3 separate regions of the Homo sapiens genome follow, and all the other regions are linked to region 3. A link is a loop called in an ENCODE intact Hi-C map of the cell type or tissue named here. Cell type or tissue: Calu3. All regions are shown on one strand. Links, peaks and the distances in the headings refer to the core of each region. The heading gives the core; the rest is flanking DNA. Region 1 overlaps DYNC1I1 (dynein cytoplasmic 1 intermediate chain 1). Region 2 overlaps DYNC1I1 (dynein cytoplasmic 1 intermediate chain 1). Region 3 overlaps LOC105375409 (a long non-coding RNA gene).

Region 1 (10,656 bases), core at 3,735-6,234, 150 kb before region 3:
GTAATCCCACTGTAGTTTGAGAGCCAAGTTTAATTGAGGGAGAAAGGATATTCCAGTTTTTTTCCTTACCATTTAAAATATCAATAACTACCAAGATCACTCCTTCTGTCCAGAACAGTAAAACCTTGAGACTCCATGGTAGAATGAAGATATAAATTGAAGGAAGTTAAACAGGGGAATTTATTTCCAGATAGGAGCATTTCGGAAGAAGAGACAAAGTTTCAGATATATCTGGATTTTCACTTTCTGGGGGAAGCATTAGGAGAGGTGGAGTGTTAAACTAAGAGGAGGAATGAGCACAGGGTTCTTGAACCACACTCCTTTTTTGGGAATCTGAAAAGAGACCACCATGCAATAGATCTTATTCACCATAGGCATCTGAGCCTCCCTGGGGGTGACTGGCATGATAAGACTGAGAAAAGAACAGGTGAGGATCTCCCTTAAATATTCTGAGGCATGGGCACCAAAGCGAGAGTCAGTATGCCAAGAGATCTGCTGTGGTGGATAAAGGCATGGCATGGGCTGAAGGTAGACCTCTAGGATGGAGAAAGGACAAGGCATCAACTCAAGGTCTGGAGACCATGACAGCTGAGAGGAGACTAAATCATCAAAAGAGAGATAGCCAATGCTCCCTAGGAACATTGCCAAACTAAGCCAAAAGAACAAATCACAAGTTCACCAGCTACACACTCTAACACAGGGTGCCAGTGCCCAGGTGGACAAAGGACATCATGCCAGAGGGCAACAGATGTCAGCCAGCATGCTGCCAGGGACTAGCACAAGGCCAGAGTCCCTCATCCTCCCTATCTCCACCAAGGCCATTAGATCATGTAAACCTCATCTTTCTTCCCTCTACAATTGACCATGATCTCAGAGAGAGATGCAGATGAGAGGGGGACTCTATGAATTTGGGCATTTCTACCCAAGATTAATGGAACATACTAACAGGGACGGTTTAAAAGATGAGAGTGAACTAAAGTTGTTTATTTTGTATATTTTCTCCATGTCAACTAGTGGTATTATAAATGGCTGCAGATAAAATAAAGGAACTGCATTCTCTCGGCACCTCTGATTTATAAGGTGAGTAAATTCTAGCAATGCTGCAAGCGTAATAATGTATATGAGTGTGCTGAACACATAATAAATATTATTTTTCTCTTTACCTCCCTTTTTTTTCTTTTTCTTACACCAAAGTGGGCATTTTTCCAATATATATTCTTGGCCACTTAGCATCCAAACACCCATTGTTCTAAAAGGAAGGATATAAAAATAGATCAAAGTTGAGTCATAGCATCCCCAAACATTATGGGAAGCTGAACTTGGGCAGTTATTTCTCTGCCTTGTCCCTCACAGCTGACACAGGGGCATGTAACCTAGTCCTGGCTAATGGACTCCCTTGAGGGAACACTGTCAAGAGGCAGAGAGAGTTAGAGGTTTCCAAGCCAGCAGTGACTACAGAGTTTAAATCATGAGCCTAACAGAGAGTATCCAGTGACCGGAAGTCAGGAGGCTCAGGTCTTCTAACCAGGAAGGTTAACTGGTATGATCTTGCTGTGTTAGCTGCTGTCTTAGTCTGCTCAGGCTGCCATGAAAAATAGCATAAACTGGGTGGCTTAAACAAGGACAATTTATTTTCTCACAGTTCTGGAAGCTGGGAAGTCCAAGATCAAGGTGCCAGCCAGTTCATTTTCTGGTGAAAGCTCTCTTTCTGGCTCGCAGACAGCTGCCTTCTTGCTGTGTCCTCACATGGCCTTTCCTCGGTGAACACACACACAGGGAGAAAGATCTCTCTCTCTCTCTCTCTCTTCTTTTTCTAATAAGGCCACCAATTAGAGATCCTACCCTTATGACTTCATTTAACCTTAATTACCTCCTAAAAACCCTATTTACAAACATAGTCGTATTAGGGGTTAAGCCTTCAATATATGAATTGTGGGGATACACAATCCAGTCGATAGCAGCTACCTAATTTACTTTTTATTTCAAACCTAATGCTCTGGCTTTTTTTTCTTTTGTCAATTCTATCAAGTATCTCATATCTTCTCAACAAACCTTTTTTTCTGTTTAAACTTAATTAGAGTTAGTTTCTATTGTCAGCAACCACAAACTCAGTCTGGTACAGAAACTACCATCAGGAGATAGTCACGTGGGAAGCTGATGTTGGTTATCTGCCATAGCTGATGCTAAAGAAAATAAAAATTCAGTAAGAGTTCAGGAATGGGAATCTGTCAGCTGTAACAAATAGCTACATAATTTTTCTTCTATGGTGATCTTTAATGAAGTGTCCGTTGAAAAGAAGGATTTAGGGGATCAAATTTTCACTGCTATTGAATAGTGTGAGTGGCATGAAGAATTTAAAGACACTAGGATGAGGTGGATACTTCTAATGGGACTGGACAGCTGTAAGAAATAGATGACAGGTTGAAGTCTCTATATTTTAGATCTAGGCATAGACCCATGGACTTTCTCTGCTTGTGATAAGTATCTACAAAAATGTCAAAGTCAAATGCAAAGTTTAAATTCTGTGGGTTTCTGAATAAGGTCTGTGGAATTGCTAGTGTCACCAGGTGACTTATGTGAAAGTGACAGCAATGATCAGGAAATAATGGGAAATTGAATGTAGGTAAGAATACGGAGGCCTGGGAGTACCTCCAAACCATGTTCTACACTAAGCCTTGCTTGACAGCCAAAGACCTGCAGCCTTTCTCTTTGCATCTTCATCATCCTACCTCAGGGCTGAGCCAGTTCTCTATCTGTAGCCCTTGTCAATCTCACCTTCAACATGGAGCATCATGTCAGCAGGACCTGGAGAGGAAGCTGTAGCTGGTATCTTTAAGACCTAGTTAAGACATTATGTAGGCCAGAGGATGGAGGAAAAATCTTTGAAAACATAAGTACTCGCTACCTTAAGAAAGTCTCTATTGGTCTAGTCATCTGGTAAACTCCAAAGTATATGTGAATACCTTAATTCTCTAATATTAAGAGTCGAAATGCTTAGTGGGTCATTCTGGGTTTTGCAGGCAACATGTTCAACATTTGCACCTATTTATTCAATCCATTTACCCAGTGGTTTGAAAGTTTTTCTTTCAAATGGCTATACTACTTGGAAATTATGGTCCAGCTGACCCAATGGTGCCCCAAGTGTCTATGGCAAATCAAACAAATGTCCCTAAGAGGTGAGTCTCAGAAGAAGTGCTTAGATTTTAGAATAATAATGTGGCCTCTTTATTGCATTACTCTCCCTTTGAGAGAGATGTCTTGGTTTGCTACTGGGCCTGAGTAGAGATTAAACCTTGACCACAAGATACCAGGTGACTATCAAAACAAACTATGATTATGTACCAGGTTGTAGAAATTTCCTCCTCCTTCCTCCAGTGTGGCTTGCATCTTTCCAGCAGATTAAGAAATTCTCATTCCCCCAGGGGGAACATAGTGAACTTGGTGTTTCTAGAGATGTCTGGCATTATCTTTGTCGTTCAACAGCATTTCTTGGGTACTCAGGATAAGCCATGCACTCACTCACTATAATAAAGATGCAAAAGACTGGCTCCCTAAGCCCAGGACCTCATGGTTGGTACAGAAATGGGTTCATAATAGGCAACAGAGAGGCAGCCTTGGAGGGGACCATAATTTCGTTTTCCTTTCTTGCTACTTGGGAATAAAATTATGTGTTTCAAATATATTGGGGCAAAGGTATCCTTCTCCAAGTCAGTGTTGGCCATTCTTGGCCTTCTTTCCCTGCAGAGAAGGAAGGTCTAACCTTGTTGAAAGAACAGTATTCATGGAGAATTTATACTTAAATCTTGCTTATTTATATCACTGTCTGGAGTGTTTCTCATAACAGATCATTATGATCAAAAATTAATACTTACTATGATGAGAATGTTCATTACGGTGCACAGTACAGAAAGGATGCTTAAGCTTGGGCAAATCCAAAGTGCCTTCCCCTTCATTTTCAAAAGTAAAATGGGAATGTGTAAGAACTTGAATGCACTAGAATCCATTAGAGGCAGAACAAATCAATGCTCTGAGATCATTAGTTTGATTATCATTAAACTGTCCACAGTCAAACAATGACAAAAAATAATCAGCATGCCTTCTTACATTGTGGGCAACAGCAAGCCAAAGTGGATGTTATATATGCCAGAGCTTCAAATGTTAGCCACCCAAGAGCCTCATTGTGTCATAAAATTCCGTAGTTGTTTCCTGCCGCTGAAAGGCGCAGTTTTCATGAAAACATTGCCATGGCTCAAACCCCACAGTGGAGCCAACCCACATCTGCCGCATGGTAGAACCTCAGTGCCAACTGTCCACTGCTCCACGCAGCTCTCCTGCCAACCACCTCCCCACAGCAGGTGAAAGTGAGCACCAGCACCCTCTATGGCCGGGCAGCCGGGTGACTGCCGGCAGCCAAGGGTCAAGGCATCATCGCCTGTGGTGAGGGGCAGTTTGCTGAACCCAAATTGAAAGGTTTTTCTGTCCAAATCCATCCAGGATTGCTTAAATGTCAAGAACTATGGTAGCTAGCTTTGGGTTCTGTATTGTAATCTGAACCATGTAAATGCCCTTCACCACAAAAAAGCTTGATGGATCTTGTGAACAAAACAGAAAGAACTTCTGCCAATAGCTGAGAAATAAATTCCCCCTTTCCTGCTGCTTGGACCACAGCATAATGAGGGCTCCCAAGCTCTCCTTGCAGTAATAAAATGGAATGTACAGCCTTTTCCTTTTGATGTGCTCCAGTTTAAAACTTTAGAGCTGATGCCTTTTCATCCTTAATTTATCTTCCCTTGTAAATATTTCTTTACCACTTCCAATATCTTAAGTACACATTTTAAAAAATAATTCACTCCTTCTCCTATTTCAGTTGTATAACTTTATGCTATGGGTCAAGTTTTGGGCTAAATAAACATGCCTCCAGCTACAGCTCTGCAAATACCTCTGGCAGCAAATTAAGTCAAACAAATGTTTTGGTTGGGTGGTGAGGATGTTTTTTAACGATCTTCCTGTTCTTGTCTGGAGGCCCAAGGATAGACTAGGTGAACTCTCACAGGCTTTTCTAATTTTGTATTTTCTTTTTCTTTTCTTTCTTTCCCCCTCGCTAACTGTATTTTCAGCCACGTTAATATACAGGTCTCATTTGTTGGGTTGGTTGGTTTAAAAGCTCACCAGCAGAGGGTGCTACTTGTTTGCTTCTAAAATTCATTTCACTGGGGCTTGAGAAATGGAGGCCCTGCTACTGAAGAACTGTCCCCACAACAGCTTGTATAGGCAAGATTTTCAGAATGCCTAACGGCACCCCGGACTTCAAGGAATCTGATTCACTTTGCTTTTGGCGTTATTTATTTAGAACCAAAACTGAAAACCTGTAGCTTGCATAAACAAAAATGCACTGATTTTTATATTTCCGGTAAATCACTAAGGGGGAAATGCTAATCATTTTTGCATTTCATGGCTTTTGTCCATACTTACTACATAGCAACAAGGAACCCAGAATTCCAACATCCTCTTCACCCACCGAAGAATAAAATAACATAAAGTAAAAAGAGTATTTGCTTTGCTATAACAACGTTAGCCTCTAACAATGAAACTTTCACTTACCCTATTTTCAAAATACATCTCCCTCTTCTGCTTTTGCATAATCTTGCTTTGATAAAGTTTTGAATTCTAGGAAGTATTTATCAACTTCGACTTCTCTCATGAGTGTATTTTTATGATTCTCTGATACCCGTATGTGACTTTTTCACTTGATATTTTTCTGGCATACACAAAGAAGGTATGGAGTTCAATTTCCATTCACCTATGTGGAGTTTGCATGGGAAAATACTTTTAAATTGTGGTCAGAAACTCTCGTGTGTTGTTACCTCAATTGGCAAACCAAATCAGTGGTCAGCAAAGGTTTTCTGTAAAGGGCCAGGTTATAATAAAGATTTTAGGCTTTGTGAGCCATAAGGTCTCTTTCACAACTACTCAACCCTGCCACTGCAGCAAGAAAGTAACCACAGAAGTCAATGGTTGGATATAGCTGTATTCCAACAACACCTTATTTCTAGGAACAGGTGGGTGGGCTATAGTTTGCTAAGCCATGTAAATGATGAATCTTAATGTATGCTTAAGATTCTTAATGTATGCTTAATGTATTCTTATTGATAAAATTCAGCACTGTTTCTATTACATTGTTCTTTGATGATTTTTGTTCTCCTCACATGATTTCGATGTAGTGAGATAAACCTCTTTAGTTTATCTAATTTAAAGTTGCCAGGTCACTTGGAAGAGTATCACCGAGTTCCCTCTCCATAGCTTTCAAACTCAGAAGAGGCTTTGGCTTTCAGTGTCATTATGTTTGTATCCCATGAAGAGCTCTTATGGTAAGAGGAAATCAACAAGAAAGATGTTACTTCCCAGCGATTTCTCCAGAGATAATATGGAAAGTAAGCCAAAGACATAGTTTACCTTCAGACTGATGCGTGGCAAGAGGAGTCTGGGTCTCCTTTGAGTAGGACACTACTTCCCTTGGCAGGAAATCCACTTGGGTGACCTTTGACACGCCCAGTTTATGCAGTCTTCTTCTGTAAGTAACAAAGAATAAATGCTTAGAGAGGGGAGGCATTCCTTGCAGAAGAGCTATCAGTAATAAAAGAAAGCACTAAAACAAACAAACCACAAATACCCTCAGCTTCTGAGTGCAAGGGGCAGGGTCATGAAGCAGAACTGGCTCTGGGCTGGAAGTCAGGACACGTGGGCTCTTGGCCCACGTTGGCCCTAATAGGCTGGGTGATGTCAGATAAGACCCTCAGCTTTCCTATCTGTAAAGTCTTGGTCCAGCTTACAAGAGACCTCTTCCATTCTGAGCATCCCAGATTCTACTCAGTTAAAATTTATTGAGGGAACTTCCATTTGCAATACAGGATTCTAGTCTCTTAGGAAAGAAGGAGAAAAGGAAAGTAATGCTTCTTAAATTTGAAAAAAAAAAAGAGAGGTGGGTTCTTTAATGGTGTAACACATTCTCTATCATAGCAGTGAGGGGATTATATTTAAAGAATGAGTTTAACACTTCTCATTTCTGCAGAATAGGAACTAACACAGATTAGCATGTGAATTTGCTTGAAAGACACATTGATATAGCACAGATGAGTGAAAGGGGGCACTGGGCTCAGAGTGATAAAGCCTTAGCACAGCATTCCAGACCTAACCATGACCATGTAAGAAACCATTTCTGAATATTTATGTAGCACTTCAAGGGTTTTCAGGGGTCTTTAGATTCATTATGTTACGTGCCTTTATGACACCTCTATGAAGTATGTGGATAGATGTTATAATCTCCATTTTACAGATGAGGATAGTGAGATTCCGTTAAGAGATGTGCCCAAGTATATACAACTCGTAAATTGTAGAAGAAAGGTTATGAGTCTTGGTCCGTTGTTTTCCTACCAACTCGAACTCCTAACTAAGGTTCTTACTGGTGAGTTCTTGAGTTACTGCAAAAATCGAAGTGCCTCCTGAGACACCCAGGAAACATCCAGTCGTGGAGGTATAGTAGTATCACCTGGTGATTAAATACATAACCCCTAGCCCCACCATTTACCAGCGTGTGTCTCATCTTGAACAAGTCACTAATCTCTCTGTGCCTCAGCTTCCTCATCTGTAAAACGGAGACAGAGGTACTTTCTAATTGTTATGGGTAATGTCTATGTACCACATACACATAATGCATATGCCACATATATATTATGTAGTCATATGTACATAATTTACAAACATATGTATTTTAAAACAGCTTCTGGAACATTGTTTTTAGTATATAGTTATTATGTTATTAGTATTGGACATATTCTATTTCTAAAAATTTCCAGGCATGGAGTGCATGCGTCTCTGTGGGAGAAAAAGAAAAAAAAGGTATACTACCCATTTAGCCAAAATCTTGCATTCCCTAGCTCTCTAGGAGCAACAGAAGTATATTCTATGCATATTATTGTCCTTAATTGTTACTAGCGGATGGCACAGCCTTATTTCTTTTTCTTTAAATTATTATTAATAGGAATAAAGTGAGAAAATGCATGGCACAGTTAGGAATTTTCACATACAATTTCCCAAACACTGTAGGAAAACAAAAATTCTTCTTGTCTATGAGTTACTAACACAATTGAGATGAGATCTAAGATGTGCTCAAAGTAGGTACAAGCAAATAAACAAACAAACGCTGGTTAGAGGACAAGCCTCGCTGGCTGTCTCTGTGTTCTAAGTGACCGTGACTGGAGCCCAGGCTCCACGCAGGCCTGAACCACATGGGCCTGTTTCACTGGGAGCTCTGGGACACAGAATGCAAGAGAGTCCAGGCTGGGCCCAGGCTGAGCTTTGCACAAGTGACAAACCTTGCTCCCTTCTTACACAGAAATGGGGAAAGCACATACCATATATCAGAAACAAAATCACCAAATGAGGGAAAATCCTCAAAGTTTCAAAGTAAGACATTCAAGGTATTATTTTAAAACCTCCCTGGGTCAGAAAAGAATGTTTTCCTGCCTGAAGTGGGTCTTTCTTGAAGCACCTAAAGAAGAAAACATGAAAAGACATTGCAGGACTGCTTGAGGCAAAGCCTCTCCGCTGCTTAGTAGCCCAGTGTCTTTCTGAGGCCCCAGTAGATCAGTCTTTATTATAAACAAGGAAGTGGAAAATAATCCACTTCAAATTGAGGCCACCTGAGCACAGAGAGATCACCCTAAACCCTCAACTGCCCTGGGCACCTGCATGAGACCCAGGGAGCTCCAGCTCTGGTTAAGTGGTAGCTACCTCTACAGGCAGGGATTTCAGGGCATCCTGCTAACATGACGTAAGCTGCAGCCCTATCTCGTTTGGGACCAGCAACAGGTGCTGGGCAACAGGAGGCTGATGTGTAATTTGATACTCCACCATGGCGGACTGAAACCAGCAGGTGAGACCATACAGCACAATGGTGATGTCATGCACTCATTCTGAAACTGGGTTCATAGTTCTGCTTTGAACATACAGCTGAATGGTAGGGGAAAACTTTGGACAAGTGACAAACTTCTCTAAGCCTCATGTTTCTTATCTGTAAAATGGGTACCTGTCATTGAGTTGTGAGGACTGAATGAAGCTAATGCTTACATAGCACTTAGTTTAGTGCCTGGTATATATCAAGTGGCTCTTGGCTCAAGCAGCTCTACTTTATCTGTTCTGATGATTATAATAATGTTTATATTTGTAAAAGAAAATCAGAGAAAGCAGATTTAGGAGTGTCCTACATTAAAGATTCCTTAAGATAGTAGAGTTGAAGATGATCTCTGACAACAAAATGAGAATCATACTCCTAATTTCTTTATATGGGCACATGGATAGGATGTGGCTGCTTGGGAGAGTTCATTTGCTTTTCCTTAACTTCTTTTCCTTTGAAACATCTGTTTTCAAAACGTAGGTGGAGTAAGTGTGTTTATCCCACTAAAACAAAACCTTTTCTTTTCTCAACAACCATTGAAAAGTTTCAACCAGTTTTTCACTGATGCTATGTTTGTGAGTTCAGGGTCTGACTTGTACCTAAGACATCAAAATAAAAGCTGAGTTGTCATCATTAGGTTTTCCCAATGTACTGATCATCTGACACACTGATAAGCTTGTGGTTCTTCTGGCTTGAGGGTGAATCTGTCTCAAATAATTTATAATTTTAAAGCAATTCCTTATAACACTTCTTAGAGGGTACTGGTAGATTACTGTATCTTTCCATATGATCTCTGGATGGATGAAGCTGCATTTATATCAAATGCTTCTATTCTTTGTGCCTATTTTGCTGCTGTTTTAGTAACCAGGGACTTACAATATGCCAGACGCTTTTCATACATCATCTTATTTTATCCTCATTAAAATTTTATCTCATATTCCAATTTTACAGATGAGAAAACTGAGGTTCAAGTGATGTTAAGAAATTTTCCAAAATCACAAAGGTAGTGACAGAGTTGGGCTTTGGCTCTATGCAAGAGTAAGTCCCAGGGCCATGTACTTAAAAACTTTGAAACTATACTTAAAAACCTTGTTTTCCTGCGTGTTCTCTAATGCCTTATGACCATCCACTCATTGAGGCATGCTTCTTAAAACCTAATATAGTGGTCCAAGCACGTGTGGTCATTTTAGAAGCATGAGAAAGAATTATTGAGAAGTAGCCTGGTTTAGATTGTTAGGACATAATGAAAGGATTATGTTTCTGAGTTAAGTACCATACAATCACTCCCAGCCCTAGCCAGTCCAGAAAGGATGACCAGAAGGTGTCGTCCTTTCATAGCAAAGACCTTTTGCTTAGGGATTTCTCTAAGTTAAACTAAGCAAAGGAGGAAGAGCAAGACAACACTGTGGCATTCATACCACTGCAGTTCCCGTGCCTTCTAGTTAGGCTGCAGACTCTATGCTGGTTCCTCAGTTCCGACTCTGTGCTACCTTTCCTGCCATCCCACCACCCCTCCTGCATAGCTTATGCCCTGTTCACTGTACACCCAGATACTGCTGCCATAGCCCTTGGTACATGTCACTGTACAGTCATGTGTGGCTTCATGATGGGCACACCTTCTGAGAATTGCATGTTAGGCAACTTTGTCATTGTGCAAATATCACAGACCGCACTTACGCAAACCTAGATGGTATGGCCTACTA
Region 2 (10,656 bases), core at 4,330-6,829, 71 kb before region 3:
ATCTTATCTCCCTCCACCCCCACATCATAGCCCTTGTTCTCCTGCAAACCCTCCAGCTTTACTATCACTGAACACAATCCCCATTTCACCCCTTGTCTTTCTTTGTCAAGCCAAGTTATACTCACCCCAAAACAGATGTCTCAAAGTTCAAATCAGCTACTACATTTACCCTAGACTCCATACACAAATCCCTAGAGCCTGCTACATTTTTTCAAATTTCAGCTCTCTACTACTGATTTTCCTTTTGTTCTTTGATTTACCCTTTATCCTCTGCTTAGTGTTGTCACTACAGCTCATCTCCACTTATCCTCCCAAATGTCTCAGTTTTGATCACTTTGGCTTCAGCACATCTCTGATCTAGTAAGCTGTCATTCTTTTGATCCAAACAAATGAGTCAATATAAGTAAAGAGCTAAACATTATGCCTGGCAAATACTAAATACCCAAGAAAAGTTGTTTCTCCTTCTCCTCCTCCTCCTCTTCCTTTTCTATCATTATTACCATTAGTTTACCCTGCCCACTCTTGCCCACATCACCAATTGCACCCTAATTCAATAACCATGTCATCACTCAAAGTTCACTGCAATCATTTAAAAAGTGTTACTGTGAGAATTACATGAAAGACATGGGACATTACTGATTTAATAGCAATACATTTAAAGTAAGGAAATCCAATCTGTGTTCCTAGCCATTCTAAAACACTTCAGAGCAAGTAGTAGGAGCTTCTCTATCTAAATGGGTTATAAAATGGAAGGCATGTGGGAAAAGGGATGCGACTCAAAAAAAAAAAAACTTTTTAAAAAATTAAGTGTAGTCATTTAACTCAACAGTAAAAAAAAAGAAAACTTCTCAATTTTTTCTTCTGAACATAAGAATTACATATCAAGCTGTCCCCAGCAGGCATCCCCTGCACCTTACCCACTTCCCCCAGAGGATGGGTTGGTATATGAAGACATGGTTTCTTCTCTAGTTAGGAAGTTAGTTACAGGGAAGGTCTCTCCTGCTATTCCATTATACAAATGGCTCACGGTCCTAAGTTTCTTCTTTTTTTTCTGGGACAGAGTCTTGCTCTGTCACCCAGGCTGCAGTGCAGTGGCCCGATCTCGGCTCACTGCAACCTCCACCTCCTGGGTTCAAGCGACTCTCCTGCCTCAGCCTCTCGAGTAGCTGGGACTACAGGTGGGTGCTACTGGGCCCGGCTAATTTTTGTATTTTTTGATAGAGATGGGGTTTCGCCATGTTGGCCAGGCTGGTCTTGAACTCCTGACCTCAGGTAATCCTCCTACCTGGGCCTTCGCTGGGGTTATAAGCATGAGCCACCACACCCGGCCCCTCAGTTTCAATAGAGGAAAAAATGGGGAGAGGAGGGAGGCAGGAAAACATGAGAGAAAGAAATGTGGATACTGAGGAGGGAGGAAATAAAACTAAAATCAATTTCACATCTTCTCTTGCCTTGCCAGGTTCCCCTACATCTCCTTTACATTTCTTATGTCTGCATATATCCATAGAGAAAGGAAAATGTCCAGCTTTTCTCGAACCCAACAATGAGCTCTATCACCTTCATTTTATTTCTGCACATATCATCATGGTATAGTTTGGTCCTATTTAGAACAAAGTGTCTAGCAGAGGAGATGCAAAGGGTTTAGTTCTGTTTACACAGCTGCAGAGTAACAGCACCTCCCAAAGCTTAGCTTTTGAACAATATAGATCTCTATTTCCTTTCGGTTGTCTAAGTTGGCAGCCGTTTGGGATTCCATTCCTAATGCTGGCATATGCAAATGTATTTTTAAGCTTAAAGTCAGAATCCTAGGAGGTTTAAATCACTGCCCAGCTGTTGCCAGACTTATTGAAAAAATACCCAGAAATAAGTTTTCTTTTCCTGCCTGAAAACAATTGCTCTTGTCAGCTCTTCACTATCATATATTGAACTTTTCATCTGCCACAGATACGTGTAAGAAATTTGATCTTTCACAGCCCCATTTCACCTGCTTAGTGTCTCATAAAATGCAGCTGCCTCTTTCCACTTGGATGGGAGGCCAAGGGATGATACAGACGACCACCGTGAGCCCACTTTTACAGCTATAGCTCAGTCAAAAAAAAAGAGGGTGATAGACATCTCAGGAGGGAGTTGGCCAGTGAAAGGAGGGTTATTTTCTAAATTTTTACAGCCATCAGTACACTATGAAAACAAAATTTTAAATAAAATCCACCTTATAGTAGGACGATGCTCAGGACTGTTCTACTAATACCACAGAAGAGCAGTTCTCAAACATTTTTATCTCAGTACCCTGTTATACCCTTAAAAATTATCAAGGACTTCAAAGAGCTTTAGTTTATGTTTTTATGTAGGTTATCTATTAACATTAATCATGTTAAAAATCAAAACTGATAAAACTTTAAGTATTTAATTATTTTAAAATAACAACATACATGTTATTTATTAACATTTTGTGAAAAAAACATACAATTTCCAAGACCAAAAAAAAAGTAAGATGAGTGTAATTCTTTTACATTTTCACATATCTTTTTAACATCTGGTTTAATAGAAGTCAAATGCTTTCTTATAGCTGCTTCTGCATTCAATCTGTTGTGATATGTTATTTTAGTTAAAGTATATGAAGAAAATCTGGCCTCACACAGATATGTAATCTGAAAAAGGAGGAATATTTTAACAGCCTCTTCAGGTAATTGTGGATATTCTTCACTATTATACCAAAAGTCAACAAATAGCAGTTTCTTAAAGGTTAGCGGCAATGTGAATATGAAACCATATCAATCAATGAACTTTTTGTACTCTGTTACATTAAAATCCATTGGTCTATCCTAAACGTTGAATCGATCTTTTACTCATGTATGATTTTATAATGTCATGAATAGGTTACTTGGAAAATGTAACTGGAAAATAATAAATCATGCAGACCTTCCAAATATTGACACATTATATTATATCTGAAAATCAAATTTAGTAACTTCATCGCCAATCTTTTCAGAAGTCTTTAGGTGACATAAAACTGTCAAGCTCAGGATGGCCCAAAATTCTAATTTTTGCTTGAAAGCTCAAACTTTATCATTAGCAACAAATATTGTCAGTTGTGTTCTTGAAGTGACAAACTCACACCATTGATTTTTGAGAAAATGTCTACCAAATACTGAAGTCTGAATCACCCTAGCTTGTCAGTTGTTCATGTAAAAAATAGTGTTTCTTTTTTTTTAAGGCCGCTAGTTTAGCTCACAATTCAAATTACTGTACAAATGTTTTTCCTCAAGACAACTACTTGGTTGGTAGCAGAAGGCTTTGCGTGTTCCCATTTGTCACACAATAAGACATATACCCAAGAGTAGACATTTAATGTAACTAATTTTTTTTCTGCTTTATGAAGGACATTCTTAAGTGAAGCTGAGTTATTTTTTTAAAAACTGTGCATGTAGCAGTGAAATTTGGGCCACTACTAGTACAGTTTGGTGCTACTGCCTCAAATCACGTTAGAATACCAGCAGTTTTACCCATGATTGCTTTAATATCATCATTGCAAATGTCAACACAGTAGAAAAGACAGATAACATTTTAGTGTTATTATGAAAATAGCTTTGACCTTACAGATCCCTAATGTTTCTGGGGAACCCCTAGGGGTTCCCCAGCTTAGGTTAAGTCAACTGTGACTTAACCTAATTCTGATAAGATAGAGTTGATTCTAAAGCCTACAGAGACATTTACTTGACAAAATTTTGCTAAGTGTTTATATAAATAATCTAAACAGAGGGAGTTCAGGCTTTTTTTAGGAAAAGAAATAGTGAAAGGCAGACTAACAAAATCACTCAGCATTAAACATTCAAGTTAGAGTCAAAAATTCCACAAACTATGATTTAAAAATACCTGGGAGATCTGAGTAAGACTTCTAGATACAGCATAAAGAAAACTAGAGTTAGGAGGAAAGTGAGGCCTTAAAGAAAAGACCCTATAGAGCATGGTGGCATGCGCCTGTAATCCCAGCTACTCGGGAAGGCTGAGGCAGGAGAATCACTTGAACCTGGGAGGTGGAGGTTGCAGTGAACCAAGATCGCGCCATTGCACTCCAGCCTGAGCAACAAGAGTGAAACTCCGTCAAGAAAGAAAGAAGGAAAGAAAGAGAGAGAGAGAGACCCCATAGAACAATGTGTGAAAGATTTCTCACTTGCCTAAGCCAGGTAACAGGTAAGGAAGACTAACTGAGAAGCCACTTTTCATTCCCCATTCTCCTTCTCCCCTCACTAAACACACACACACAAATGGGCGTTAGCCTGGTTGTAAAGTGAAGTAAGACAGTTGTTAATGAACTATAGATTTATGTTTGTGTGATTTTTTTTATTCCTTTGTCCTAATTTTGCTGTAGGCTGCTTTTTTTTTGGTCTTAATTATATTTAATTTTACAAGAGAAAACAAAGGGTGATTTTTACAGACCTCAATTATATCTAGTAGGCTTCTTCATATCACTGAGGAGTTTGCAAACCATCATCTTTGTTCACAGAGGCATTTTTAATTCATTTTACTTTTTTAAATTTAACTTTTATTTTTAAGTTCAGGGGTACATGTGCAGGTTTCTTATATAAATTTGTGACATGGGGGCTTGTTTTATGGATTATTTTATCCCCCAGGTATTAAGCCTAATTTCCAGTAGTTATTTTTCTTGATCCTCTCCCTACTCCCACCCTCCACCCTTCAACAGAGCCCAGTGTGTATTGCTCCCCTCTATGTGTCTATGCCTTCTCATCATTTAGCTCCCACTTACAAGTAAGAACATCTGGTATTTGGTTTCCCATTCCTGCGTTAGTTTGCTAAGGATAATGGCCTCCAGCTCCATCCATGTTTCTGCAAAGGACATGATCTCGTTCTTTTTTATGGCTGCATCATATTCCATGGCATACATATACCACATTTTCTTTATCCAGTCTACCATTAATGGGCATTTAGGTTGAGTCGCTGTCTTTGCTATTGTGAATAGCATTAATAGACTGCTTTAATAATTACAATTATACATGTTCATTTCAAAACAAGAACTTCAAGGATTATATAATCCAGTACCAGCATTTTACCCATAAATAGGGAAACAGATATAGTCATACACATTTACAACCATTAAATGGAAGAGTTAAAATGGAAATGTCAGACTTCCTCATTATTGGGCACTTTCATTAAATAATGCTTTCCTTCCAGTGTTTACTTATTCAAGATTTTACTAATTTAAATCCAAAGAAAGCTCTTAAACAAAAAGCCGTTATGATGGATGCTGATCAGTCTACTTCCGGTCCAGTCTTGCTATCCCTCTGTATCACCACCTGGTGGCATCACATGTAAATTGCATGAGAGAGCTGACACCAGAAGGAAAAGCATTCCTCTGAAATTCCCATACACCCCATCAAAGCCAATACTGGGTAGTCCCAAGCACTGCAGGAGTTTCATTTACATAGGAAGGACCTATTTGTGGCTGTAGAGAACTACTATTTTGGAGGAAAAACTATCTCAATCCATACACACAGTTGAAACATTATGTTGATTTTTCTAGGTTCCTCTCAATTTTATTCATATTGGGTAAATTCTTGACTAGGAAATTCAGAAATTTTTCTAAAATTAAGCCTTTAGTATCACTCTTGCTGAATTTGTGACATGTATTTAAGACTGTTGTGTCTACATATTGTCTCTAGTCCTATTTTCACTGTTTTATGATTCTGAGCTACCCAAATTGTACTACTTTAACTGTAACTTGAGCATTGGCAATTGCAGCACATTAAACAGGAGAGGCTCTCGAGCCCTCAGTACAGAGGCCCATTATGCTAGAGAGAAAAATCAATCCATAGGGTATCTGCCCTCTCATCTAGTTAACAGAGTAGAGATGAGAGCTCTTAAATCTTAAAGGACTCAAAAGCCACTGTCGTCTTTGCCAAAAAGTTTGGAAAATTTTTGTTTAATTTCTGACCCCTATGGTGCATTCCACCAATTTAGAGATTCAATATGCTTCTCTTTGGAAAGGAAACTGTTCCCCAATTAACAGAATCAGCCATTCATTTCTTAGAGTATCTTCCTTCAAGAAACACTCAGATGATATCAAGAGTCCTTAGGAAATGAGAATCTCAAGTAGAATCCTTGAAAGAGTATAAAACTAAAGATGGAACAGTTTGGACAACTAGAGAGCAGTATTTTGGAATTGGGTCACTGGAAATTAGGGCAGAAGAGGAACCGGAAAACAGAATCAGAAGAAAGGAGATGGGAGCCCTCTAGGCACTGTCACAAGGATAACTACATGAAGAAAGAAGTAAGGACTTGCAACAGGATCCTCAGGAAACACACAACCTTAGGTCAAAACAGATAGGAAAGATAAATCGTATACTTAGGCCAAGTATCAGGCAAAGAAGCCAAACAAAGAAAGCTACCATGACTGCACTTTATATAACAGGAAATTATGCATCTGTGCGCCTAGAGGTTCTAAAACATTCATTGAGTAGAAAGGAGCTGCTCCATCTCAAGCGGCACTCCCAAGGAGCACATAGAAAGGGGTGGATCCTCCATAGAGCATCACACAGCTTCCTTTGGAACTCACACGGTGGCTCTTCAGCATCACATTGGGCACATAGTAGGCACTGAGTAAACATTGCCTGTTACGTAAACGAGTTAAAGATGGCCCCTGGACATTGGTCCCTATGCTGTTTACTTCTTCACAGCAGGCTGGGACCATTAGCTCATAACCCACTGGCATAAAACACAAATTCTCACACATCCAATTGGTTAAAATAGAGTTCAAATAAGCATATTTTTAGCCATTTAGACTCTGTGTGCAACCAACATCTGCTAGCCATAGATAATACAAACCCTGTGGCTATAGAAATAATTCTAAACTGCTGTTGCTCTTTGGAACTCTCTGACCCAGAGACTCCCCACCTTGCAGCTGAGCAACATCACCTAGACCTATAGGCCGCAACTTCCATTCCCTTCTGCCCTGGGAGTTCCCTTTTCCTCTTCCACTTCTGGGTGGTGGCCTCATGCTGCTGTCTTTGGGAGGTCTGCCACGAGAGACTTCCTCTCATCCAGTCCTGTCCAAGTACCACCCAATAAAGCTGTTTTGTAATGCTGCCATCTTGTCTTTTCCTTGGTCAGCCCCAAATCCTCGAACTCACCACACCCCACAACCAATTTTCAAGTCCTCCCAATTTGACCACCTAATATTTACCAGCTTGCCCTCTCTGATCCATGTCCTTTCACATTGCATGAGGCCAGTCTTCATCATTGCTTCTGACAATTGCAATACTCTCCTAACTCATCTTCCTCTGCTAAACTTGCGCCCTGATGATACGTCCTCCACGCAATATCAGGGTGAGCTTTCTATCACCAAATCTGATGGTAGTGTACCCATCAGATTTGGGTGACAGAACACTGTTTAAAACACTGTTAGAAAATATGTCCCAACTCCTTACCATGGGCACATGAGATGCTCTTATTTCCCACCTCTCCATCCATATATCCTTCCACTCCCTAGTTCACAATTTACTGGCGCATACCAAGTGGTTTTTTTTTGCCTTTGTACCTTTGCAAATTCCAGAAATGTTATTCTCACCATGTTTAACCTGATGCCCCCTATTCATCTTTCTGTCTCAACTCAATCACATCCCCTCCAGAAAGCCTTCCTAGGGCATCCAGTGTGGAGGAGGAAAAATATCTTTTCCTTCTACTTATCTTAGGTTCATTGGCTGAGACTCCTGTAATGAAAGACAGATTAGAAGGAGAAAATCATACAAATTTATTTAATGTAAGTTTTACATGGTATGGGAGGCTTCATAAGGAAATGAAGACCCAAAGAAACAGTTAAACCTGAATGCTTTCGTAGTAGGCTTCATGAAGAATGAAGAGTTGTGGGGAAAACATTGACTGGCCAAAACAAGTATTATCTAAGAGTAGCAACTAGGGGAAGCATAGCCTGGCCTCTTCATTCAGATTCCTCTCTGTATCCTGTGTTTTCAGAGATAAGGATGCACCCTCCCTCTCACATGAGGGTCCTTTGACTTGCTTCAGAGAAGGGGAGGGGACGGTCAGAGAGACCTTCCTGCACATGCCATTTCTCAAGTTCCTTCAGCTTAAAATATTCAATATGCCAAGGTGCCTTATTTTGGGGTACCATGTCTAAATCCCAGCACAAGACTGGATCATGCACCCCTCACCGGTGCTGTTAGAGTACCCTGCACGTAGTTCTGCTGGAACATGTACCATAGTGCATGACTACACTCTGTTAATGTGATTCTTCTCCTCCTGTTAGACTTAAAGCTCTTAAGACAGGGGCCATGTCTAATTTACTTCTGTACCTTAGTGCCTAGCACTGAGTGCTCAATAAATGTCTCTTGAATTGCTAAACAACTATTGGAGACATTATGTCCATATTGTGCATATTTTCACTAAAATTTTGAGAACTTTCCAATCATCAATAAATTGACTCAGCATTCTATGCTTTTAAAGGACGAAAATCAGAGAAATTTTTCCTCATTATGCAACAAATCTTTCTTCCCATAGGGAATGGCGGGGGAGAGTCATTGTCTCACTCATTAGTACAAATGTGCAACAAACACATACTCCTAACATTGTCTCATCCATTCAACTATCTTTTACTAAATCACTACCATTATATATCTATTGATATAATTTTTCCTGCCTGATTTACATTTTTAATCTCTGTTTTCCGACTCTAAAAGGATGATTTAGCAAAATCCATTAATTTATAATTGACAATCTCTATTGATTATCTCAACGAATAAATTCAGCAGTCTTGAATTTATTGCCCCAAATTCCTTGAGGATAAATTATCATGTTGATGGCTGGGCTTTCTCTTTAACAGTGATGTAAAAATAATCTATGCTTTAGAACAGAGCCATCTATTGCGCTTGGAGCTGTTTTCTCTGAGTTGCTAAGATGATAAATGAACATGTCTAAAAATAAACTACTCTCAGGTAACCTGGCAGACTGATCTTTAAAATAACTGATAACAAGCAAATCTTTAGATATGACTAGCTTTAGCTTTGACTCTGAGTCCTTGGCCTGCTGTATGATAAAGGAGCCAGATTCTCTGTGCAACAAAGTTAAATCAAGACAACATGGGCCAGTAGGCCTGCCTGAAATGGGCACTCTCTCTCGATAGAGGATGCAGGCAAATTTAAGCCATCCAGCTGTTTTTGCAACCCCCAAGTGAGCACAAATTTAAACTATCATATTAAAGGAAATTTCTATCAAGATACATTAATCACAATGAAGGAATAATTTTAATTTCAATAATAAATTTAAATATTATTTAATTCAGATAATAAAGTAAAATTAGATTTTCCTAAAATAGATCAGCATTACACATGCTCACAAAAAATCAATTTATTCTAATCTTCTAAAACTATAAATTAAGAATATCTTCACATCTTAAGACCACTTAATTCTCTCTCAAATTTACTACAAAATACGTATGAATTTGTAATTAAGCCTACCTAATTTTAAGGACCACCAATCCCTGTTGGGGTCATGATGAGTGGAAAAGCACATGCAGAGAAGAGGCCTCTAAGGTAATACTCTATCCTCACAACCAAAGCAAACAACTTTGGCATGTGAAGATCCAGGATTCAAACCCAAATTCTCCACAGCACATGCTCTCAGCCACTTAGCCACTGCATAAGCCTGTAGTTGTGTTTTTTTGCATCTTCTCTTGCCCCACTCTGTTGGCCATATCATCTCTATTGATTTATTCTACTTATCTTGTATTCTTTCTTCGCCATAGTCACCCACTTTATGTCAGCAGTTTTCCTTCTAATGTTTGTTCAACAGATGATAAAGAATATAACAGCTGAGGAAAACACAGAGTTACTAAAGATTCCATAAGTCCATGTAGTCTGTGGTTACCACCTTGCTCACAAGAAAGCAGTGAAAGAAAGTTTCCAAAAAGTAGGTTGACTCAACAAATCAGAATGGAGGAAGACCAGACCTGAGGAAAGCACAGGTGAGTGGTGCTCCCAGGCAGAGGGGGAAGCATGGACAAAGGTGGGAGGTAAGAAGAATGACCAGTTTGTGGGACAAGTAATGAGATATGGATGGAACAGTGAGTACAAAATGGGGTGGAGGAAGACGCAAATGGAAAGGCAGTCAGAGACCAGATTCCAAAGACTGAGTGAGCAACCATCTTAGTTTGCACATAAATAAAGAGGTACACAGGACACAGGATGTACAGTGCTAGAACCAGGAAAGTCCCAGGCAAACCTGGCCAAATTGGTCACCCTATAGCCAAAAGTTGGCTATGCCATGCTTTAAGGGGGTCTGAACTTCTCTGTACGCAGAAGGGAAACACAGAAGGATCTGAGCAAGCACAAGACAAGATAATTAATTCCTAGTGTGTAATTCACTCTACATCAGCCTTTTAAAACATGGGTTGCAACCCACTGGTGAGTTACAAAATCAAGTCAGTGGTCACAGGCAGCCATTTCTGTGATGTAACAGCTTAGAATTATTAGAATGTACTGCACATGGTAAGAAACTTGTTTTGGACACACATACATACATTTACTGTTACATACACATATTATTTATAATTGTTACTTGCAGTTAAACTTTTGAAATATATTGAGCTACATCAATTCTTAAACTGAAAAATTTTTAATTCTAAATTTA
Region 3 (10,656 bases), core at 4,318-6,817:
AAATCCTGGCTCACTGTAGCTTCGACCTTCCAGGCTCAAGCAATCCTCCCACCTCAACCTCCCAGGTAGCTAGGACTACAGGCACACACCACCATTCCTGGCTGATTTATTTTATTTTATTTTTATTTTTTGTAGAGATGGGGCCTTCCTATGTTGCCCAGGCTAGTCTTGAACTCCTGGGCTCAAGCGAACCTCCTGCTGTGGCCTCCACAAAGTGTCAGGCATGAACCACCACGCCTGACCCTTTTTTCTTTTCATTTCTTTTTAGTTGACAAATAATAATTGTTTATATTTATTGGGTAAATATTTTTATGTCAACTTTTATTTTAGATTCAGAGGGTATATTGCAGGTTTTTCATGTGAGTATATTGTGTGACACTGAGATTTCTGGGGTACAAATTATCCTATCACTGAAGCAGTGAACATAGTACATTGGGCAAACTTTGATGTTATGCTACATGTACACTTAGTGGAGTGATTAAATCAGACTAATTAACAAATCCACCAAGTCACATATTTGTTATTTCTTTGTGGTGAGAACATTCACAATTTTTTTTATTTTAACAATTTTGAAATATACAATATATTACCATTAACTATATTTCACCATACTGTGTAATAGATCACTGGAATTGATTCATCCTGTCTAACTGAAAACTTTGTATCCTTTGACTAACATCTCTCCTTTCCCTATCTACTCTCCTTCCACACTTATCCCCTGGGAACCATCATCCTACTCTCTATCTCTATGAGACCAACTTCTATAGGTTTCACATATAAATGAGTTCGTATAGTATTTGTCTTTCTATGCCTGACTTTTTTCACTTAGCATAATGTCCTCTACATTCATCTATGCTGTTACAAATGACAGAATTTCCTTTTTTAATGAAATAGTGAATAGTATTCCATTGTGTATATACACCACATTTTAAAAATCAGTTTACCATTGATAGACACTTAGATTGATTTCATATCTTAGCTATTGTGAATAAAGTTGCAATGATCATGAAAGTGCAGGCATCTCTTTCACACACTGATTTCAATTCCTTTGGATATATATTCAAAATGATTTTCTAAAATGTATTCCCTATTGTTTTGCCCCTTCTGCAAAGTAATAAACTTTTTCTCCTAGATTATTGATTTACCTTTTGTAATTCACTATGTGCTTCAGGCCCTGAGGAATCACCAAGAACACATTAAACTAATGTTGGAACCTCCTCCCCAGCTTCCCAGCTTCTATCTCACCTTCCTGACAAGGGGCACTAGTACACAAAGCATGTTCTGAGATTATGGCGAGCAACCATAAGAGGCTAACACGCAATTACACCTGTCTTGACCTAGGTTTCTCAAATAGCAGAGCCTGAGAAAAAAGCTCATGTGCCAATATCTTATTAAAGAGTGTGATCCATGGAGCAAGCATGAGAAACAATGGTAGTGAAGCAGGGAAGGCCAGAACAATGATGTGTTATGAAGTTGGCTGTCCATATGTGTGACTGATTGCTTAATCCCATGGGATCACTGAAATTATGAAATTTATCATAATCTAATCTAACTTAAAAATAAATATTGAATTCTTAGGGCATATGTTTTCTGACCACAATGATATTAAATTAAAACTCAATAACAAAAAAATGGAAACAACTCAAATGTCATTCAGTGGGTAAATGGCTGAGCAAACTGCAGCACATTCATACCATGAAATACTATTCAGCAGTAAAATGAAACAAATTATTGGTACACACAACATCTCAGCTGAATCTCTAGATAATTACACTGAGTCAGAAAAAATCTCCAATTTTACATTCCATGTGATTCAATTTATGTAGTGTTCTTAAAAGAACAAAATTATAGAAATGGAAAACAGATTAGTGGGTGTCAGGGGATAAAGCATCTGGGAGTTCCGGAGAAATTAATGTGACTATAAGAAAGCAACATGAGGGATCCTTGTGATGATGGAAATCTTCCGTAACTTGACTGTATGAATGTCAATGTTTTGGTTGCGATATTGTACTATAGTTTTATTAGGTATTATCATTGGGGGATAAAAGGTACACAGTATCTCTCTGTATTTCTTTATGCCTGTCTATGGATCTACAATTATCTCAAAAGAAAAAAATGTTCAATTTTTAAGATGAAAGAAGAGCCCTGTCCACAATTTATAGGATTATCATTATTCCAGTATCATTCAAGTGCCATAAGCAGAGTGTAACCTACAATCTTATTTGCCACCTGTATCTCACTGCATCAAACCACAGGTGAGAACTTCGGTAATTGAAATGCCAGAGGTTATGCCATGCTGCTGCATGACTTCAGGAATGGGTCCCTTATGGCCATCTGACTTGTGAGCAAACCAGTTTCAGAATCCCATCCTGAAGCCTACTCTAAAGGTCCACTACAAGTACTATAGACAGGTTCCCCAATATGCAGAGCCTGAGACAAAGCTCAAACTCCAACACTTTATTGGCAGCTATGATCTAGGAAGTAAAGGTAAGAGATAGTGAAAGCAAAGCAGGAAAGCATAGAAAGCTAATACAAAGACGGGTTGTCAAGTTGGCTACCACCATGGATGACTGGTTATGTGATAGTCAGAATTCTAAAGATCTCCCCGAAGATACTCATCACCTGGTTATTTAACCAAACTCAAATATAGGCACTACTATGAAAGGGCTTTGCAGATGTAATTAAGGTGACTAAAAAGCTGATCTTAAAATAGGGAGATTATCTGAAATTAATAGATGAGCCAGCCCAATCTAATCACATATGCTCTTAGAGGCAGAGAACTTCCCTAACTGGAGACAAGAGCAGTCTTGGAGACATGGCATGGATTCTTCCAGCAACACAAATAAGCTTGGAATTGGATTCTCCTCAGAGCATTCAGCAAAGAATCTAAGCCAGCAGATACCTTGACTTTAGTCTTCTGAAACCCAGAGCAGAGAAACCCATCAAGCCAACCTAGACTTGTGACCTAAAGTACTGGAGATAAAAAATTTGCATTATTCTAAGTCACTAAGTTTGTGGCAATTTGTTACAGCAGCAACAGAAAATGAATACAGCTTGATGCCTAAAAGTAACTCAGGACTGTACATCCAGGGAAAGAAAGGAGTGAAAATTTACTCATTGACTCTCACCTCACATTAGTGAAGGTTATTGCACAGGGCAATAACTGCCTTGATTATTCAGGGTTCTTCAGAGAACACACCACATGCACACACACACACACACACACACACTCACACACACATCTCTCTAGGTAGACGGAGAGAGAGAGAGATTTATTTTGAGGAATTGACTCAGGCAATTGGGAAGCTGGAAAGTCCAAAATCCCAGGGAAGACTTAATGCTTCAGTTTGAGTCCAAAGTTTATCTGCTGGCAGAATTCCCTCTTTTATGGGGGAGGTTAGTTTTTTTCTATTAAGGTCTTCAACTGATTGGATGATACCCTCCCTCATTATGGAAGGCAATCTCCTTTACTCAAAGTCTACAGATTTAAACGCTAACCTTATCTTAAACAGTATCTTCACAGAAACAGAATTTTACGTTGTGTGACCAGATATCTGGATACAGTGGCCTGGGCAAGTTAACACATATAATTAACCATCACACTGACCTACGTTTTTGAGTTATACATACATGAGTGCTCAGCAGTTTCCCATCCAGTTTACTATGATAATAGACCAATTAAAAAAAGCCTTGGGCAGGAAATAATCCAGTGTGAGGGGCAGGCCTGAGGCAAAGTGCTGCCAGGCTGCACATAAAGGAGCTGGCCAAAATGCAAGGTTGTTTTCATGCTCATCCCATAAAAAGAAAGACCAAGGAGCAGAGAAAGGAACAGCTTCATTTTTCTGGATCCCAGACCTACGGCACATCCAGCTGTGACTCTAATTTGCACAAAGGCACCATATGTGCTAGCAGCAGTCCAACTGAGGTGGCATAATGAAGGTCAGTGGGGTCAAGAAGGCAAGATTTGTCTGAGAGAGTTAGCAGAGAGATACCAGAGCAACAAGGCTGATGATGGAACATGGCAGAAGAGAAACCTGAGGCAAGAGGTGCCATCTTTTGGCCTTGGTGTGAAGTACAAAATAAAGATAATGATAAAAAGCTGGTCTCCTTAAAAAGAGTGGCTGCTTGTAGCCTGGGATGCTTTCTTCCACCACATCCACTTCTCTCAATAGATGAGTTGTGAGGTTGGGCAGATTCCCTAGGTACTCTGAGGCATTTAATTTCTTGTTTTACTTTGAATCTCAGCGTGTTCCATTCTGAGAGGTTATTTTCCTCTCTTCTTTGACACAACCTCACACATCTACATCCAGACCCATGGACTGGGTCCTGAAATCTGGAAATCCCCAGGCTAGAGGGACAGTATCTTTGGAAGATAGATCATCCTCTCCTGTGTGGTGGTGGGAGGCAGTCCATGGCTTCCCATCCTGAACCCCACCCTCATCTGAAGAATCACAGGGCACCAACCCTCAAGTATTGCTAACTCCCTGTCTTCTCTCATTTGCTATTCTGGATCCACCACTTACTGGCTGGGTGATCTTGGGCCAATTGTCTGACTTTTCCTTGCCTTTTTCTCTTCATCTATCAAATGATGATAATAAAAATGCATACAGTCAGGCATTGTTTAATCATGAGGATACATTCTGAAGAGAAATGCATTGCTAGGTGACTTAGTTGTTGTGCAAACATCACAGAGTGGTACCTACTAATAGGTATAGCCTATTACACACTTAAGCTGTATGGTAGAGCCTATTGCTCCTCGGCTACAAACCTGTAAACCATGTTACTGTAGTGAATACTGTAGGCAATTGTAATACGATGGTAAGTATTTGTGTATCTAAACATAGAAGAGGTACAGTAAAAATACAGTATTATAATCATATGGGACTACCATCCTATATGCGGTCTGCCATTGACAGAATGTTGTTATGCAGTGCTTGATGGTACTTTATAGAATTGTGGTTTAGCTTAAATGGGCTAATACAAGTAAAGTGTTGGGAACGGTGCCAGACCAGAGATTAAAATCAACCTAAAATATAGAGTACTGATTAAACGAATTATAATTTGGCCATATAATAAAATACCATGCAGTTGTTTAAAAATAAAGATTTATAAGATATATTAATGTTGAGAAGTTGCAAAACAGCTTGTATAATATTCGTGTAGAACAATATGGCAAAGCAATATATATTTATATTTGGTTGTATATGCATAAAATTACTCAGGGAAGATACACAAGAAACTAATAATAGTCGTTTTTCTATTTGGGTCATAAAAACTAGGCAAATGGGTGACAGTGGTAGAAGAGAGTTTTTTCCACTGTATATTTTTATATGTTTTGAATTAAGAACCATATAAATGTATTATCTACTCAAAAATAGATCAAATACTTTAAAAACAAAATATAAAAAAGGAATAATTCTAATTAATTATTGGATCTAGGAAACTGTAAATCCATATGTGAGGGTCATGATCCTGAAACGTAGGTTTCATACATTAGATGATTAGGCTTCTTTCTTCTTTGAGAATTTCTGATCAATTGCAGTCCTGAGTCATGAATGCCTGAGCACTCAGGGGACCTATCTCATGGCAAGGGTGGCACCTGCAGGACAAACTGAGAATTTGTTAGTTTATTTGCTGAGCAGAAGAGCACTATAGCTGGAACATAGCTGGAGGTGGGTGATCATGGATTTCCCATTAGAGTTGTTAGACAAAGAAGTTCCATAAACACTGATGGAACTACTGCAAGCAAAGGTATGTTTAATTTAGGGCATCCAGGAAAAGTGCTTCCCACTTACTAGTTGTATTTTTCAGTGAAGGCATTTAATAGCCTCTGGAATATTATTCTTTCAGGTGTGAAATATGGATCATGAAGCCCATTTTTTAGAGTTGTATGGATTTGAAATGAAGTATCTGAAGTTCATCATCCAGCTCCTAGCACACTCCCCAAGTTCGATAACTACTAGCTATCAGTATTGTTAATGGCCACTGTCTGCCCACTGCTTCTGTTTCAGCCAGATACTCAGCTTGGTACCAATCAGCCCCTTCACCACTTTCCAGATGAAATCCAGTTACCCCATGCACGACATGATTTTTGAGGTTACACTTCAGAGTCATGCAGAAGGGTCACCTGAGCAGTCATCAGAATCCCTTCCAGGGACCTTCTCCGTTGTCGCATTCAGCTCCTGAGACTCCTGTGTCCTTGCTCCAAGGCTCTCCCTGCCTTGTCAACTCCCTGCCTGCGCCCCTTCTCTGACTTCTTACTTATTCAGAGCGACGTCTCTCTCCCACTTTAGACTTCTGTCAAATGAAAAAACACATCTGGACCTAAGTCAGCAGTGACTTTATTCAAAAAGACTATTGCAATAGGAAGAGGAGAACTATTGAAATCAATGGAGAAAATGCTTAACTGTAAGGTCCATATGCCTCTCGATGGTCAGGCAGAAAGGGCTTTTGTTTTATAAGGAAGAGTAAACAAGGCTACAAAGAACTGGGAGAAGGGGAATAGGACAAGCAGGTGTCGTGATCAGAGAGGTGAGCTGGAAGTATCAATTCTCTGAGGTCCAGAGGGGTTGTTATATGGAATTGTTCCAAATTCCAATGCTTGCTTAACCTCCCAGGGGACAAAGTTTAGAGGTCTGCAGGAAGGAGAGAAGCCTGACTAAACTTTCCTTGGTCAAAGTAAGTTAGCAGCACTTTGCTCAGTTGATCAAATCAGAAAATCATATGATGCAGAAAGTTGGTCAGTGGGGAAAACAGTTCAGCTATTATATCTTTTATAAGATTAAAAATGGGAATATGGAGAACTTGTGTCTTGTCATAGGTAAGCAAGGGAGTCTTATCTAAGTTTGGGGAAGGGTAATTCTTTGCAGTAAGCCTTTTTCTGGAACTTGGAGGATGGGGGCAGTTCTCAGCTGTTGCAGTGTTCTAGGAACACTTGGATCATGAAGAATTCAAAATCGTCATTTCCAAAGTAGCACCTTACACTACACCTCCAACTACTGGTTATTTGGAGCCATTTACTTATCATTCTCTGCCTCTGTTTCTTCACTTCTTTGTATTTAGGAAAAAATAATTACTAAATTAATTATGCATTTTTAAACTAACTGACAGCAAGAGGAATTTATCTTTACAGTTATAGAAAGTTGCATACATCAGAATGTATTTCTCTTTTTTTTTTTCTTGCTTTGTTTTTTTGAGATGGAGTCTCACTCTGTTGCCCAGGCTGGAGTGCAGTGGTATGATCTCTGCTCATTGCAACCTCCGCCCCCTGGGTTCAAAAGATTCTCCTGCCTCAGACTCCTGAGTAGCTGGGATTACAGGCTCCTGTCACTGCCCCCGGCTAATTTTTGTATTTTTAGTAGAGACAGGATTTCACCATCTAGGCCAGGCTGGTCTTGAACTCCTGACCTCATGATCCAGCTGCCTCGGCCTCCCAAAGTGCTGGGATTATAGGCCTGAGCCACTGTGCCCAGTTGGGAGAATATATTTCTTAAAAAGAACATTCTTGTATAGAATCATAGTAATATTATCCCCCAAAATTAATGTTATGATATTTTATAATGTCCAGTCCACATTCTAACTTTTCTATTATAATTGTCCTCCAAATGACTTTTATTGCTTTATTCTCCCTCTTGAAACAATAAACAATCTAAGTTCACGCATTGCATTTGGGTTTTATGTCTCTTCAGCTTCCTTGGATTTTGCTACTCAAAGTGTGATTCGTGAATCAATATTATCAACACCAAGTGGAAATTGATTTGAAATGCAGAATTTGAGGCCCTCCCCAAACCTATTGAATCAAAATCAACTTTTGAACCAAATCTCAAGGTGATCTCTATGCACTTTAAGGACAGAAGAACATGGCTCTGGCACATTGCTCCCACATTTTCCCCCAGGATACTGAATTTTTGGAAAGTTGAGAACAGTTATCTTTTTTTTCACAACTACTTTTACAGTCACTTACCTGAATATAAAAGTCACTTACATCCATTTTTGGACATTTGGAAAATGGCAATTTTATGTTCTACTTTGTTTTTCTGTTTCTGGGTGTGCTTTAGTATCTTTAAAACATCCTTTTCCTTTTTTCTCATTTTTTCTTTTGATCATGTAGGTAATATATAAGTACTGCTCAAAGAAAAACCTTAGCCAGATTAAACTTGACAGAGTTCAATTAACCAAAGAGCGATTTGAGAATCGGGCAGCCTCAGGAGCTAGAGTAGGCTCAGAGACTCCAGGGCAGCCATGTGGTGGAAGAAGATTTATAGACAGGTAAAGGAAAAGTGAGATACAGAAACAGTCGGATTGATTATAGCTTAGCGTTTACCTTATTTGAACACGGTTTGAACGATTGGTCCCCTTTGATTGGCCAAAACTCAGTGATTGGCATAAGAGTAGGTTACAGTCTCCATTTAAGTTATAGTTTACTATATACAGAAAAACCTTTAGGCTGAACTTAAGATATGTAAGGAGAAGCATTAGACTAAACTTGATTTAATAGTACATTTTTTATTGTAAAACTTCAAATAATTTAGAAATCTACAAAGAAAAGTCTGCAGCCTTCTTTATGGTTTTTTTTTTAATCACTTTTATTTCCGTTTTCAGAGGTAACTACTGTTGACTGATTGATACTTATCTGTATCATCCAGGATTCAGTGAAAGAAGCAGAATCATGATAAGAATTATGGAAAGAGGAATTTTTTTTTAGTAGGAATTAGATCTTACAAAAATGTGGGCAGTACTGGAGAAGCAAAAGTCTGGAAGAGGAGTCAGATAGCAAAGTCCCTAGCCAGAGTGCCTAGGAGCAGTGGTGTAGGCAAGCCAAACCCTAGGCTCGCACGGAAATTTGAGCAGCAGGCATGTTCAACTAGCAAAGCGGGATCAAGAACAGGAGCTCGTGTGGAAGGCTATGCATGGGAAGCTATTACCTCTGCATAACCACCTCTCTGTGGATCCGTAGCCAAGCATCTTTTGATCAGCTGTGGCTGCTATTGGATATCAGGGCAAGACATAAGAAAGAGCAGATGGACATGGAGGTTTGACCTATTGGCCAACACCATATCCAACCACAGTGACCTTCTGAGAGTAATGGCTGCTCTTTTGCTTCTGCCTTCCAAATCTTATATAAGTTCCCTCATGGCCAACTCTAACCTCGATTGAAAAAGAAAGCACAGTCCGGGTGCAGTGGCTCACGCCTGTAATCCCAGCACTTTGGGAGGCCGAGGCGGGCAGATCATGAGGTCAGGAGCTCGAGACCATCCTGGCTAACATGGTGAAACCCGTCTCTACTAAAAAATACAAAAAATTAGCCGGGCGTGGTGGCGGGTGCCTTAGTCCCAGCTACTGGGGAGGCTGAAGCAGGAGAATGGCGTGAACCCGGGAGGCGGAGGTTGCAGTGAGCCGAGATCGCACCACTGCACTCCAGCTTGGGCGACACAGTGAGACTCCGTCTCAAAAAAAAAAAAAAAAAAAAAAAAAAGAAAGAAAAAGAAGAAAGCACAACCCAGCACTGCCTCCTACCCAGCCTGAAGGAGTCTATATGGATGTGCATTCTTTATAGAAATGAAATCACACTGTGATTTTTTTTACCACTTTCACAAAGTCTAGGTCAGTTAGTACGTATTACATATGAAACGAAACTCCCTCTTTTCACATTTTTGCATCTCCTTAAGATATCATTTTCAAACCATTGGTGGTATCCCTTCGTGGTTTATGGACTTAATTAGTGTGTCAAAAGCACCATTAAAAAGGATAGACTAGAACAGGAAATATAAAAGTGTCATATCCCTCTGTAAGGATAACTATTGCTTTGTCAAATGTTTGTTTTAGTTAAATATGTGTGTGCTGTGGACACAGCCTGAAATATATATCTTACTGAAGGGAACAGCAGTTAAGAAAAACATTGCCTTTGAATGTTTTTTTCTTCTTTCTTTCATCTTCTTCTTTCTTTCATCCAATCTCCCCTAACCCTATGTTTTTGTTTGGTTGTTTATTTTGATGTATAACCAGAATTTGGAAAAGAATAGGGCAATATCTGGGGCTAATCATTTTTGAACTAAGGGAATGAGAGAGAAACAACTAAATTCACCTTTTGTAAATAAAAAAAGCAAAAAAAAAACCCCAGAAATATATAATGTCTTATACATCACCAGTCCAAAGTTGCTAGTGAGCCCTAGAGTAAGATTCTTCTTCAGCAACCTGAAAGAGAAGAGAGCAAATATGACCAGAAAAATCATACGATGTAGAAAGCGCAAAAAAAAAAATCTCTTTGGACAATGTTGAATCTTACAAGAGATTGATAGATTTCATTTCTGAACTTCCATAACCAACAGTAAAACATACATTGATTTGTTTGGTAATGGAGACCTCTAGAGAGTGCATGTCAGAATTGCAGCAAAACGTTTCTTTTTTAAGCACTAACTTTAGTTGACATCATAGATTTTTGGAACAGTAAATGGACCTGAGAGATCCTTGAATTCTGTATACGTGGATCTTCCTAAGACTTAATCGTCACCTCTTACATGCCAAGAAGTTTTATAAATAATGTCTAATTTAATGTTGACAACAATCTTGTCAAGTAGATACTATCACTTTTGTTTTCTTGTGTGTGGACAAATAAATGATGACTCAGAAAGTAAAGTGGCATGTCTAAAAGCTGAA

What was found. A loop is a pair of places that touch in the nucleus more often than their neighbours do. Peaks named below come from ENCODE experiments on the same cell type or tissue, not always from the same donor. Only the 100,000 strongest peaks of a DNase experiment are listed, where the experiment ranks them.
Region 1: a loop joins it to region 3, with 14 times the contacts of the local background. A loop is called at or near these places in 92 of 110 quality-filtered maps.
Region 2: it touches region 3 in a loop (2.1-fold over the local background); 10 of 110 quality-filtered maps call a loop at or near these places.

Annotation. Positions count from the first base shown.
Region 1 is chr7:95,865,796-95,876,451 of GRCh38, reverse strand. DYNC1I1 (dynein cytoplasmic 1 intermediate chain 1) reads right to left here. Exons shown (of 17, transcript NM_001135556.2): 6 at 6,454-6,569. Among named protein-coding and RNA genes, the nearest start is that of DYNC1I1, 99 kb to the right of the region's middle. RefSeq lists an enhancer at 8,757-8,866. In Calu3, for the core only: a CTCF peak has its summit at 5,199 (motif pointing right); a DNase peak (open chromatin) is centred at 5,181.
Region 2 is chr7:95,789,776-95,800,431 of GRCh38, reverse strand. All of the region lies in intron 1 of DYNC1I1 (dynein cytoplasmic 1 intermediate chain 1), which reads right to left. Among named protein-coding and RNA genes, the nearest start is that of DYNC1I1, 23 kb to the right of the region's middle. RefSeq lists an enhancer at 6,441-6,735 and a silencer at 6,441-6,735. In Calu3, for the core only: a CTCF peak has its summit at 5,319; no DNase peak of the experiment used is centred there.
Region 3 is chr7:95,718,720-95,729,375 of GRCh38, reverse strand. LOC105375409 (a long non-coding RNA gene) reads right to left here. Exons shown (of 4, transcript XR_927774.3): 4 at 9,475-10,194. Among named protein-coding and RNA genes, the nearest start is that of DYNC1I1, 49 kb to the left of the region's middle. In Calu3, for the core only: no CTCF peak of the experiment used is centred there; a DNase peak (open chromatin) is centred at 5,595.